Linked DNA regions of Homo sapiens: region 1 is linked to region 2. A link is a loop called in an ENCODE intact Hi-C map of the cell type or tissue named here. Cell type or tissue: heart right ventricle. All regions are shown on one strand. Links, peaks and the distances in the headings refer to the core of each region. The heading gives the core; the rest is flanking DNA. Region 1 has its middle 22 kb from the start of NCOR2. Region 2 has its middle 140 kb from the start of SCARB1.

What was found. A loop is a pair of places that touch in the nucleus more often than their neighbours do. Peaks named below come from ENCODE experiments on the same cell type or tissue, not always from the same donor. Only the 100,000 strongest peaks of a DNase experiment are listed, where the experiment ranks them.
Region 1: a loop joins it to region 2, with 1.9 times the contacts of the local background. A loop is called at or near these places in 3 of 110 quality-filtered maps.

What each region holds. Positions count from the first base shown.
Region 1 is chr12:124,586,671-124,592,048 of GRCh38, reverse strand. No RefSeq gene overlaps it. Among named protein-coding and RNA genes, the nearest start is that of NCOR2, 22 kb to the right of the region's middle. In heart right ventricle, for the core only: no CTCF peak of the experiment used is centred there; a DNase peak (open chromatin) is centred at 2,888; H3K27ac peaks cover 2,199 bases.
Region 2 is chr12:124,717,349-124,722,726 of GRCh38, reverse strand. No RefSeq gene overlaps it. Among named protein-coding and RNA genes, the nearest start is that of SCARB1, 140 kb to the left of the region's middle. In heart right ventricle, for the core only: a CTCF peak has its summit at 2,472; a DNase peak (open chromatin) is centred at 1,846; H3K27ac peaks cover 2,040 bases.

The DNA of each region.
Region 1 (5,378 bases), core at 95-5,094, 130 kb after region 2:
GACACCCCAAATTCCCAAGCAAGAGAGCGGGGTCCAGAGGCAGAGGACACGGCCTCGGAGTCGGGCCAAGCCAGAAGCCAGGGCTGAATCCTGCCACCCCCACCAGCCCTGAGAAACTTTGGCCAAGGGACTGCTCCCTGAAAGACGGGAAGAAAAGTTACCTCGAAGAATCATTTGGGGAAGTGAATGGAATAAAGCAGGAAGCCTAAGTGCCTGGAAGAGAGTGAGGGCCCAGAAATGTCAGGGATGGGCTGGGTGCGGTGGCTCATACTGTAATCCCAGCACTTTGGGAGGCTGAGGCGGTGGATCACTTGAGGCCAGGAGTTCGAGACCAGCGTGGCCAACATGGGTATGGCAGGGCTGGTGCTGGCTTGCTCTGCGGCACAGCTGAGTTGCTCTGAGATTTTTCAGGGCACCGTCTCTACTAAAAATACAAAAATTAGCTGGGTGTGGCAGTGGATGCCTGTAATCCCAGCTACTCAGGAGGCTGAGGCAGGAGAATCACTTGAACCTGGGAGGTGGAGGCTGCAGTGAGTGAGATCACCCCACTGTACTCCAGCCTGGGCGACAGAGCAAGACTCAGTCAAGAAAAGAAAGAGAGAAAGACAGAAAGAGAGAGAGAGAGAAAGAAAGAAAGAGAAAGAAAGAAAGAAAGAAAGAAAGAAAGAAAGAAAGAAAGAAAGAAAGAGAGAGAGAAAGAAAGAAAGAGAAGGAAAGGAAGGAAAGGAAGAGAGATAAAGAAATGTCAGGGATGTTTGTTGTGTGGGGTGGTGGCCGTGTTCTTATCGCCAACCACGGAGACTGAGATGAAGGCCTCTGGCAGATGGAAATTATCAAAGAGGGGACTGCCCTTGACTTTTGGAAAGAAATGCAGATCAGCAGAATGTGCACAAAGACAGAGATAGTTACTACAGCATTGAGAGGGACGAGAAGACGGGTGCACGCTGCATCACCATCAGTCCGGGGCTGGCTGGTGAGTTAGGGTCTATCCATCCAGGGGACTACAATGGTCTCAAAAAAAAAATGTGGATTCTACATAAACTGATGTAGAACGAGCTCCAATACTGATTGCTTAGTGAATATTCAAGAGGTAAAATAGGGTGTATAGTAGGTTGCGTTTGTGTAAAAAAGGTAGATATCATTTGTTGTCAGGAAAAGGCAAATCGAACTACAATGAGATACCACTTCATACCCATTAGGAAGGATGGTTATAATAATAATTTGAAAAAACAAAAAATAACAAGTGTTGGTGAGGATGCGGAGAAATTGCAACCTTCGTGCATTGCTGGTAGGAATATAAATGGTGCAGCCACTGTGGAAAACAGCATGGTGGCTCCTCAAAATGTTAACACAGAATGACCCCACGACCTAGCAATTCCGCTCCTAGGGCTATACCCAGAAGAATTGAACACAGGTACTCAAACAAATACTTGCACATAAATGTTCACAGCAACACTGTTCACAATAGCCAAAAGGTGGGAACAACCCAAATGTCCATCAACAGATGAATGGGTCAACAAAGTGTGGTCTATCCATACGATGGGATATTTTTTAGCCATAACAAGGAATGAAGCCCCGATGCAAGCTACAACACAGATGAACCTTGAAAATATTATGCTAAACGAAGGAAGCCACATATAGAAAAACAAATATTCTATGAATCCATTTATACAAAATGTACAGAATAGACAAATCCATAGAGACAGAAAGTAGACTGGTGATTGCTGGGGGCTGGAGAGGGGCTGAGGGAGACATGGAGATGCTGCGTAACGGGTACAGGTTTCCTTCTTGAGTAATGAAAATGTTTTAGGCCGGGGTGCAGTGGCTTATGCCTGTAATCCCAGCACTTTGGGAGGCCGAGGCAGGTGGATGGCTTGAGGTCAGGAGATCGAGACTAGGCTAGACAACATGGTGAAACCCCGTCTCTACAAAAAATACAAAAATTAGCCTGGTGCGCTGGCATTCGCCTGTAGTCCTAGCTGCTCGGGAGACTGAGGCACGAAAATCACTTGAACTCGGAAGGTGGAGGTTGCAGTGAGCCAAGATCACACCACTGCACTCCAGCCCGGGCAACAGAGCGAGACTGTCTCAAAAAAAAAAGTTCTAAAACTAGATATGGCAATGGTTGTGAATGTACTAGATGTCACTAATGATAAATTTTATGTTATGTGTATTATACCACACATGTACACACAAAAAGGCAGTACATGTATGCATACAAACACATATATGTACATACATGTATGCATACAAACACATATATGTACATACATGTATCCCGTTATATGCACAAAATATCTCTGGAAGGAAAAATTGATGACTATGGCTGTCCTTGGTGATGGGAACTGGGAGCTGGAGATCAGGAAGGGAGACTTTGTTTATTGTATATTGTTTGGGTCTCTTGGGGCTGATTTTATCATATGCATGTATTACCTTAAAAATGGAATAAGGGCCAGGTGCAGTGGCTCACAGTTGTAATCCCAGCACTTTGGGAGGCCAGGATGGGAGGTTCACTTGAGCCCAAGGATTGCAGACCAGCCTGGGCATCATAGTGAGACCCTGTCTCTACAAAAAAAAATTTAAAATGAGCCAGGTATGGTAGCAGGTGCTGTGGTCCCAGTTATTTGGGAGGCTGAGGTGGGAGGATCACTCGAAACCCAGAAGGTCAAGGCTGCAGTGAGCTAGGATGGCACCACTGCACTGCACACCAGCCTGGGTGACTGAGAGAGCCACTGTCTCAAAAAAAAAAAAAAAAAAAGGAGTAAGTTCCCCAGGTGAATTTTAAAAGAATAACATAAGAAATTCAGGGGAAATCATGACATGTTCAAGACACGTCCCCTTTGCGGGCATGTGGATCATGTGGCCAGACAGCAGGAAAAGCACTGAGTCACTCGTCTTTGATGAAGCCCTGCCTTTGCCGCTGAGGACAAATGTTCTTTCCAATCCCACGGGAGGAAGAGACGTTCTAAAGAGAGAATTGAATTCATGGTTGGCCAGGAGACAGTGAAAGAGGACCCAGGAGAAATTGCTGGAAAGTAAGTAAAGCCTGAAGATGGGCAAGGGCCCCAATTTTCCAAAAGGGAAAATGATATGGATCCTGGAAACCCCAGATGGGGTATGTCTGACAGCAAGAGATCTTCGCAGAATTCTGGAACAGAGCATTACACAGATGGCTTGTGGCTGTTTAGAAGAAAATATGCTTATCACGAGAAGCTAACACAGGTTCACTAAACTACCCCATGCCGACTAATGTCAATTTCCTGTTTTCATGGGGAGACCACCCTGGTAGACCAGATGGCCACTTAGGACCCTGCCCTCCTGAAAGAGAAGTAGGATTGTGGTTTCAGTATCTTTAGAGTGGGAACTGTGATCAATTCTTCAATTATTTGCCTTGTGTTGCTAGCATCTGCATTATCCAGCAATATTACTCCTATCCCACATGTCTTAGGTAATTTCCCCTAATAATTGTTTGCCTATTTGTAGGCTGCTCAGACTTATCTTAATAACTTGTATTAACCAAGCATCTTTTGGTGGCAGGGGAAATGAATCCAATTCAAATAGTCTTAAGTAGAAATGTCTGGCAGTTTATGGTTTCAGGCATGGCTGGATCCAGGCGCTTAAATGACATCATTGGGAACCTGTATCCTGTTGTACGTTGGATCTGCTTTTCCTGGTGTTGGCTTCATTCTAGGGCTGGATTTCCTCAAATGGAGGAAAGATGGTCCCAACAGCTCTTAGATGACCTCTTATCACTTTGGTAACAGCAGAAAGGGGTCACCTCATGACTGATAGCTCAGTTGTCCGGGCCAACTCTGATCAGCCCAGCTGGATCTTATGGCCACCCTTGAGCCAGTCACTATGTTTCTGCTGGGTTGGGTCATATCCTCCATACAAGTCATGTCAGATATGATTTCATTTAGTGTGTGGGAGAGGAAATGTTCCCCATGGAAAACTGAGATGCTATTATCCGGAAAAGAAGGAATGGACACTGGCCAGGCCAAAACAAGCCTAATTTAATTTGATGAGATAGGCACACATTGTGCATGGGGGAGAGTCCCAAATGGCACCCCAAAGCCACAATGAATCTGCACCAAAATGTGCTGCACCCCCGATTAACACAGAAATGAGAGTTAACTCATGGATAGTACTAGGATCCATGATGACGAGATGGTGATTTTGGGAGATGTGTTTGTACATGAGGTCACACCTGGGCCACACAGGTGGGTCCTGGTGAGGCCTTTCTGTCTAGAAGTGAGGGCTGTGTTCTTGAGACTTTGGTATTACCGAGGGGAGAAAGAGGAAGAGCTGGAGGTCAGAGAACGTAGCTGCAGGCTAGGCAGATGCGACCAAGGTCAGAGAGATGGTGTCCAGGAAGCATGCAGCAGTGTGAGCTGCAGTCTCAGACAGGAGGTGTCCCCCTCTTCTCAGCTGGACATGAGGAGTCTCCTAGGTGTGCCTTTGGCAGAGGTGGAACCCGTGGCTCAGCACCCTCCCAATGAAGGCAGGGGAAGACATCTAGGTCTGGAATGTAAAGCAAGTGTCATCAATTACTAGCTGCTTCTGGGTGTGGCGGCTCACACCTGTAATCCCAGCACCTGGGGAGGCTGAGGAGGGAGGATTGCTTGAGTCCAAGAGTTCAAAACCAGCCTGGGCAACATAGCAAAACCCTGTCTCTACTAAAAACATAAAAATTAGCCAGCGGTGGTGGCACATGCCCGTAGTCTCAGTTACTTGGGAGGCTGAGGCAGGAGAATTGCTTGAGCCCAGGAGGCAGAGGTTGCAGTGAGCTGAGATGGTGCCACTGTACTCCAGCCTGGACAACAGAGTGAGACCCTGTCTCAGAAAAAAACAAAACAAAACCGTAATAGCTTCAACCTTTGGCATCTATTGCCTTCGACACTCTGTTGCAAAGAATTAAAGGCTTTATCTGGAATCAGTGGACAAGAGTGATGGGATGGATTACCAATGCCTGCTCCTGGGGTGGAGAGTGGCAGGATAGACACGCCTCATATTTGCTGAGACGGGGTGGGGTCTTCTCCAGGCTGTTGCGAAGAGCGGGGGTGTCAAGAGGCCACCCCAGCAACTGAGGACAGATTTCTTTCCATCCAGCGCTCTATGAAATCATCTCTAAGCAAACAGTGCTCTCTCTGCTGCACCTGCTCTCCATGCCTCTCCTGCAAAATCAACAACAGGTGTTTGCTGCTCATGCGATTCCAACCACCAAAAATAGGCATGACAAGAATGACGGGATAGGCAGCGTCCCGATTCCAGTCATTCCTGAAGCCCCTTCGCATGTCCACACACCTGTGCACTGCCGGGTCTGTTGCTTGGCTAGCATTTTTCTTAAAATCACTTCACTTTAAAACAGTTTTTATTAA
Region 2 (5,378 bases), core at 78-5,077:
TGTTAGCTGGACTGGGTCTCATCTGAAGGCTTGACCAGGGAGGATCTGCTTCAAGCTCACATGGTTGCTAGCAGAATTCAGGTTCTTGTTGCTGTCAATTAGGGGAACCAGTTCTTATGGGCCGAACTGTGCCCCCTCCAAAATTCCTTTGTTGAAGTCCTATGCCCCAGTACCTCAGAATGTGACTGTATTTAGGAATAGGTCTTTGAAGAAGTAATTAAGTTAAAACAAAGTTATTAGGGTGGGCCCAAATCTGCTATGACTATTCTATCAAATAAGATTAGGACATACACAGGAAAGACCACGTAAAGACACAGAGAGAAGATGGCCATCGGCAAGCCGAGGAGAGAGACTTCAGAAGAAAAGAACACTGCCCACGCCTTGATCCAGGGCTTCCAGCCTCTAGAACTGTGAGCAAATAAACGTCTGTTCGGTAAGCCGCCTAGTCTGTGGCACTTGTCACGGCAGTCCTAGCCATCGAATACACCGACCATTCCAGTTTGCTCAGGACTGAGGGGCTCCAGGGATGCCAACCTTTCAACCCTAAAACTAGGATAGTCCTGGATAGACCAGGAGGGAATTTCCAGGGATGTGGGACTCTCCAGTGCTAAAGCTGAAAAAGCCCAGGCAGGCTGGAATGAGTTGGTTACCCTCGCTGTGGGGCTGTAGGGCTCAGATTCTTGCTGGCTTTGGGCCAGAGGCTGCCCCCTCTATTCTTAGCTGGTCATTGGCTGGCGGCCACCCCCAGTTCTCTGTTATGTGGTTCTTCCCACATACCCACTCACTTCATCAGAGCCAGCAAGGGAGAGAGCCTCCTAGCAAGACAGACACTATGATTGTAGGTCCTGCAAGTGACATTCCATCACCTTTGCAAGAAGAAAGCCTCATGTGGGTCTAGTCCACAATCAAGGGGAGGAGATTAATAAGGGCATGAACACCAGGAGGCAGAGGCCACTGGGGCCTCCCTGGAGTCTATCTGCTACTCCATGTCCAGGTTTGCTGATTTTGTCTTTATGATTGTTTAAACAATAATAAAAGCTAACAGTCTGTGGTGGCTGCCATGTGCCAGACAGTACTCCAAGGATTTTAGATGTATTAACTCATTTAATCTGGCCTCAGTCAGGAGAGATTAGGTCTTGCTGCATTAACAAATGACCCCCCAAATTCCAGCTTAACAAACAATAATCACAGTTTATGTGTTGTCCCTCATGGGTGGCACAGATCGCTCTACTCTTGGCAAACTGCAATAGTTGTAGGAAGGGAAGTGAATGAAGTGAATCATGGTGAATTGCGCACTGGCTCTTAAAACATATCTGTTCCATCCGGGTTTCACGCACTGCACCAAGACACGTGACTGCACCTCAATTCAAGGGCTGGAGAACATGCGATTCTTTGTGTGCTGGGAAAGAGAAGAGGAAAGTGAGCAAATGTTTGGGGGAAATTGGAGCAAATCGCTATCCTCACCAGCTGTGTTAGGAACAAGTATTATCCACATTTTTCAGATGAGAAAATCGAGGCCCAGAGAGGTTAGGTAACTTGCTCAAGGACACACAGCTTTTAAGCTGCTAAGCAAGGACATCTGATGTCCTCAAGAAAACCTTCCCATTTCTCATTCATGCTAGGACTGTTTGATGATCTGTTCTGGGACACACACACCACCCTGACTGCAGAGCAGGGTGATGGCTTTGAGTATGTGGCGCTGTAAGGGCCCCCAGCACCCTCCCCTTGTTCCTTCCACAGCTCAGCTGAGATCACTGTGTGATTTCCTGTTAACCTTGTAATAATTTATGGCAAATCTAATGTGCCTGCCGCTGGGTGAGCTCATCCAAATCCCCTTCTATTGTCTGAGCCTCATACCGGGAGATGTCCTCAGAGGCCCCTGGGATCATCGCCGAGTGATTTATGGCGCCAGCTTCCCCGAGGATTGAAGCCAACCCAGTTGGAGGCTCGCCATGCTCAGGAGAGATGGCAGCGAAAGATCTGGTTGGCTGGTTTTATCCCTGGAGGAGAACAAACCTGAGGAGTGAGGATTTTCAGAAGCTCAAGCCAGACAGTGTGTTATATTTTCTGCTGCTGTGTCCTTAGAGAAAAACCTGCTTGGGTTGCAGATGGCTCACGGGCATCTCGAACTTACCATCATGTTTAACATCGACCTCAGGCCTGCTCCTCCACTGCCTGCTTCTCTGGGAATGGTAACCTCATCTCCCTGTTGCTGGACTAAACACCTCAGAGTCATCCGACTGCTTTTTTTCTCTCCTGCCCGTGTCTGACTCATCAGCAAATCCTGCTGTTTTTCTCTTCCAAATACATCCAGAATCTGCGGACTTCTCACCACCTCCACCTCTCCCCACCCCAACCAGGTTCCAGCTGCCATCATTGCTCGCCTGGACAGGTGCAGTAGTCCAGGTCCCTGGTCTCCCAGCTGCCACCCTAACCCCACTGAGGCTATTCCTCACACGGCAGCCAGAGGGAACCTGTTAAATCCCAAGTCAGAGGAGGCTGCTTCTCTGCTCAAACGCCTGCCGTGGCTCCCACTTCCCCCAGAGTAAACACCAAGTCCTTCTGTGGCCTCAAAGCCGCACACACTCTGGCCCTCCTGGAGCATCTGTCCTCTGTGTCCTCATCTCCCACCACTGACCTCTTTGCGCACTTAGCATCAGCCATGCTGGCTTCCTTGCAGTTCCTCAAAGTTGCTACAGGCGTGGTCCGGCCTCCAGACCTCTGTGTTGCCTGTTCCTTCTCCCCTAGATGCCCCATTGCTCGTAACCTTCCCTGTTTCAGGTGCAATGACTCCTTTCTCAGCGAGGCCTTCCCTGCCACTCCACTTAATATTGCACCCCCTTGCATCCCGTCCCCACTGCCCCCGCGTCATTTTCTGACCTTAGCACTTACCAGTGTCTAGCATAGTGCGTGTGTATCAATATTTATTGCATGTTTTCTTCTGCTACTTAAATACCAGCATCATGGGGGCAAGGTTGCTGTCTGTCTTGCTCCCTGCTGTATCCACAGTGCCTAGAACACTGCCTGGCACACAGTAGGCGCTCACTAAACATCTGCTGGATGTGTGCATTCAGCAATGAGTTCAGCACCTACAGTGTGCCCGGGACTCACACAAAACCAAGGCTGGAATCCGAGAAGCAGAGGCAGGCAGCTCAGAGTGCGGGCTCTGAGTGAGACAAACTCGGGTTCACATCCTGACTCTACAACCAATGGCAGACTGTGTGTGACACTGGGCAAGTCGCCTGGCCTCTCTGAGCCTCAAGTTGCCCCATCTGTAGAACAGGATGGTCGTGCTATTTTCCTTGTGGGATCGCTAAGGGGCTTCACAGAGGGGTCTTTGTGCAGCTCTCGAGGCAGCATCTCACATGGGAGGAGGGGCGGATCAAGCATCTGCCATGCTTACAGCTTTTAGTTTATGTTGTTGGAGGAAGACAGAGAAGGGCGTGAATGCACCTGCTCCACCTTCCAGAAGCAGAAGCCCTGCCATCGCTACGCCGTAAAAGCAGATCCTCCAGGAGATGCTCTACGTTGCAGTCAACTTGTCAACAAAATGTCAGGTTCTGTCGCTGTCTAAGTTGACACCTGTGAATTTGCTTTTTAATTTCAGGAGCTTTTGGGGTACATGTGGATTTTGATTACATGGATGAATTGTACAGTGGTGAAGTCTGAGCTTTTAGTGCTCCCGTCTCCCTAGTTGTGTACACTGTACTCCGTGTGTAGATTTTAATCCTCATCCTCCTCCCACCCCCACCCCACGTGACTCCACAGTCCCTCATGTCACATCATATCACACTGTCTCATAGAGGCAATTTATTCCAAGTAATCCATCCCTCCTTAAGACACATTTCAAACTTCATGACCCCTAACAAAAACTTTTAAAGACTCGGGCAAAGAGACTGGTCTGAAAATTTCCTTGCATTCGCTTTCTTGTTCCTGTGCAGAATTATTCCTATTCCCCAACCTCTCCTTCCTTTCAGTGGAAATATAGGCTCCTCTCTAGTCTTTTTTTTTTTTTAACTTTTATTTTAAGTTCAGGGGCGCATGCGCAGGTTTGTTACGTAGGTAGACTTGTGTCATGGGGGTTTGTTGTACAGGTTGCAGGCTGGTGCAAAAGTAATTGCGGTTTTGGACCATGAATTTTAAATCATTATAACTAGGCTCAGATACATCTTTATTAATCAAAATAAGAACGATTACAATCAAGTCATTTTTGCCAAGAAGAAATGTTCATTTATTCCTATAGTGTAAAAATCTGTGCTTTGGGATTCGATGAACTCTTGGAAAGCGCTTTCTGCATCCTGCTGGTTGTGGAAGCGTTCTCCCTGCAAAAAGTTGTCGAGATGCTTGAAGAAGTGGTAGTCGGTTGGGGAGAGGTCAAGTGAATATGGCAGATGAGGCAAAACTTCGTAGCCCAATTAGTTCAACTTTTGAAGCGCTGGTTGTGTGACGTGCAGTCAGGCGTTGTCGTGGAGAAGAATTGGGCCCTTTCTGTTGGCCAATGCCAGCTGCAGGCGCTGCAGTTTTCAATGTGTCTCATCGATCTGCTGAGCATACTTCTCAGATGTAATTGTAATTACACCACTGTACTGTATGTTCGTTAGCAGTTCCAGGGCTAAACGTGTTGTTGATGTTGCGTGTTGTCTCTGCTGCTTTATGACCCATTTTGAACTCGAGTAAGAAAATCACTCAAATTTGCTTTTTGTCTAACATCATTTCCATAGTCTAAAAGAAATATAAACAGCAAGTAATAATAAGTCATTACCCAAAAAAAAGCTAGAAACGTGCATTAAAATGATATATAAAAACCACATTTATTTAAGAATGTATTCCAATACAAAATGGCAAATTTCAACAGTGCAAAAACCACAATTATTTTTGCACCAACCTAGATACTAAGGTACTTAGTACCATAGTACTTAATACCTGGGCACTAAGCCTAGTACCCATTAGTTATTTTTCCTGCTCCTCTCCCTCCTCCTGTCCTCCATCTTCAGGTAGGGCCCGGTGTCTGTTGTTCCCCTCTGTGTGTCCATGTGTTCTCATCATTTAGCTCCCACTTATAAGTGAGAACATGCAGTATTTGGTTTTCTATTCCTGCATTAGTTTGCAAGGGATAATGGCCTCCAGCTCCATCCATGTTCCTGCAGAGGACATGGTTTCATTCTTTTTTTGGTTGCCTAGTGTTCCATGACACCTATCAATTTTGATTTTGCCATTGGCTTTTCTATTTCAGAGGCGTGTCTTCTCTGTTTAAGGCCTTGGTCATGGTTGCAGGCCCTTAAAGCTGGAAAGCTCCAATCGCCGTGCACATGGGGCCAGTGGCGGTGAAGACTGGGATTGGTGCTCAGGGTCCATTGCTTATGTCACAACTGCCCCCT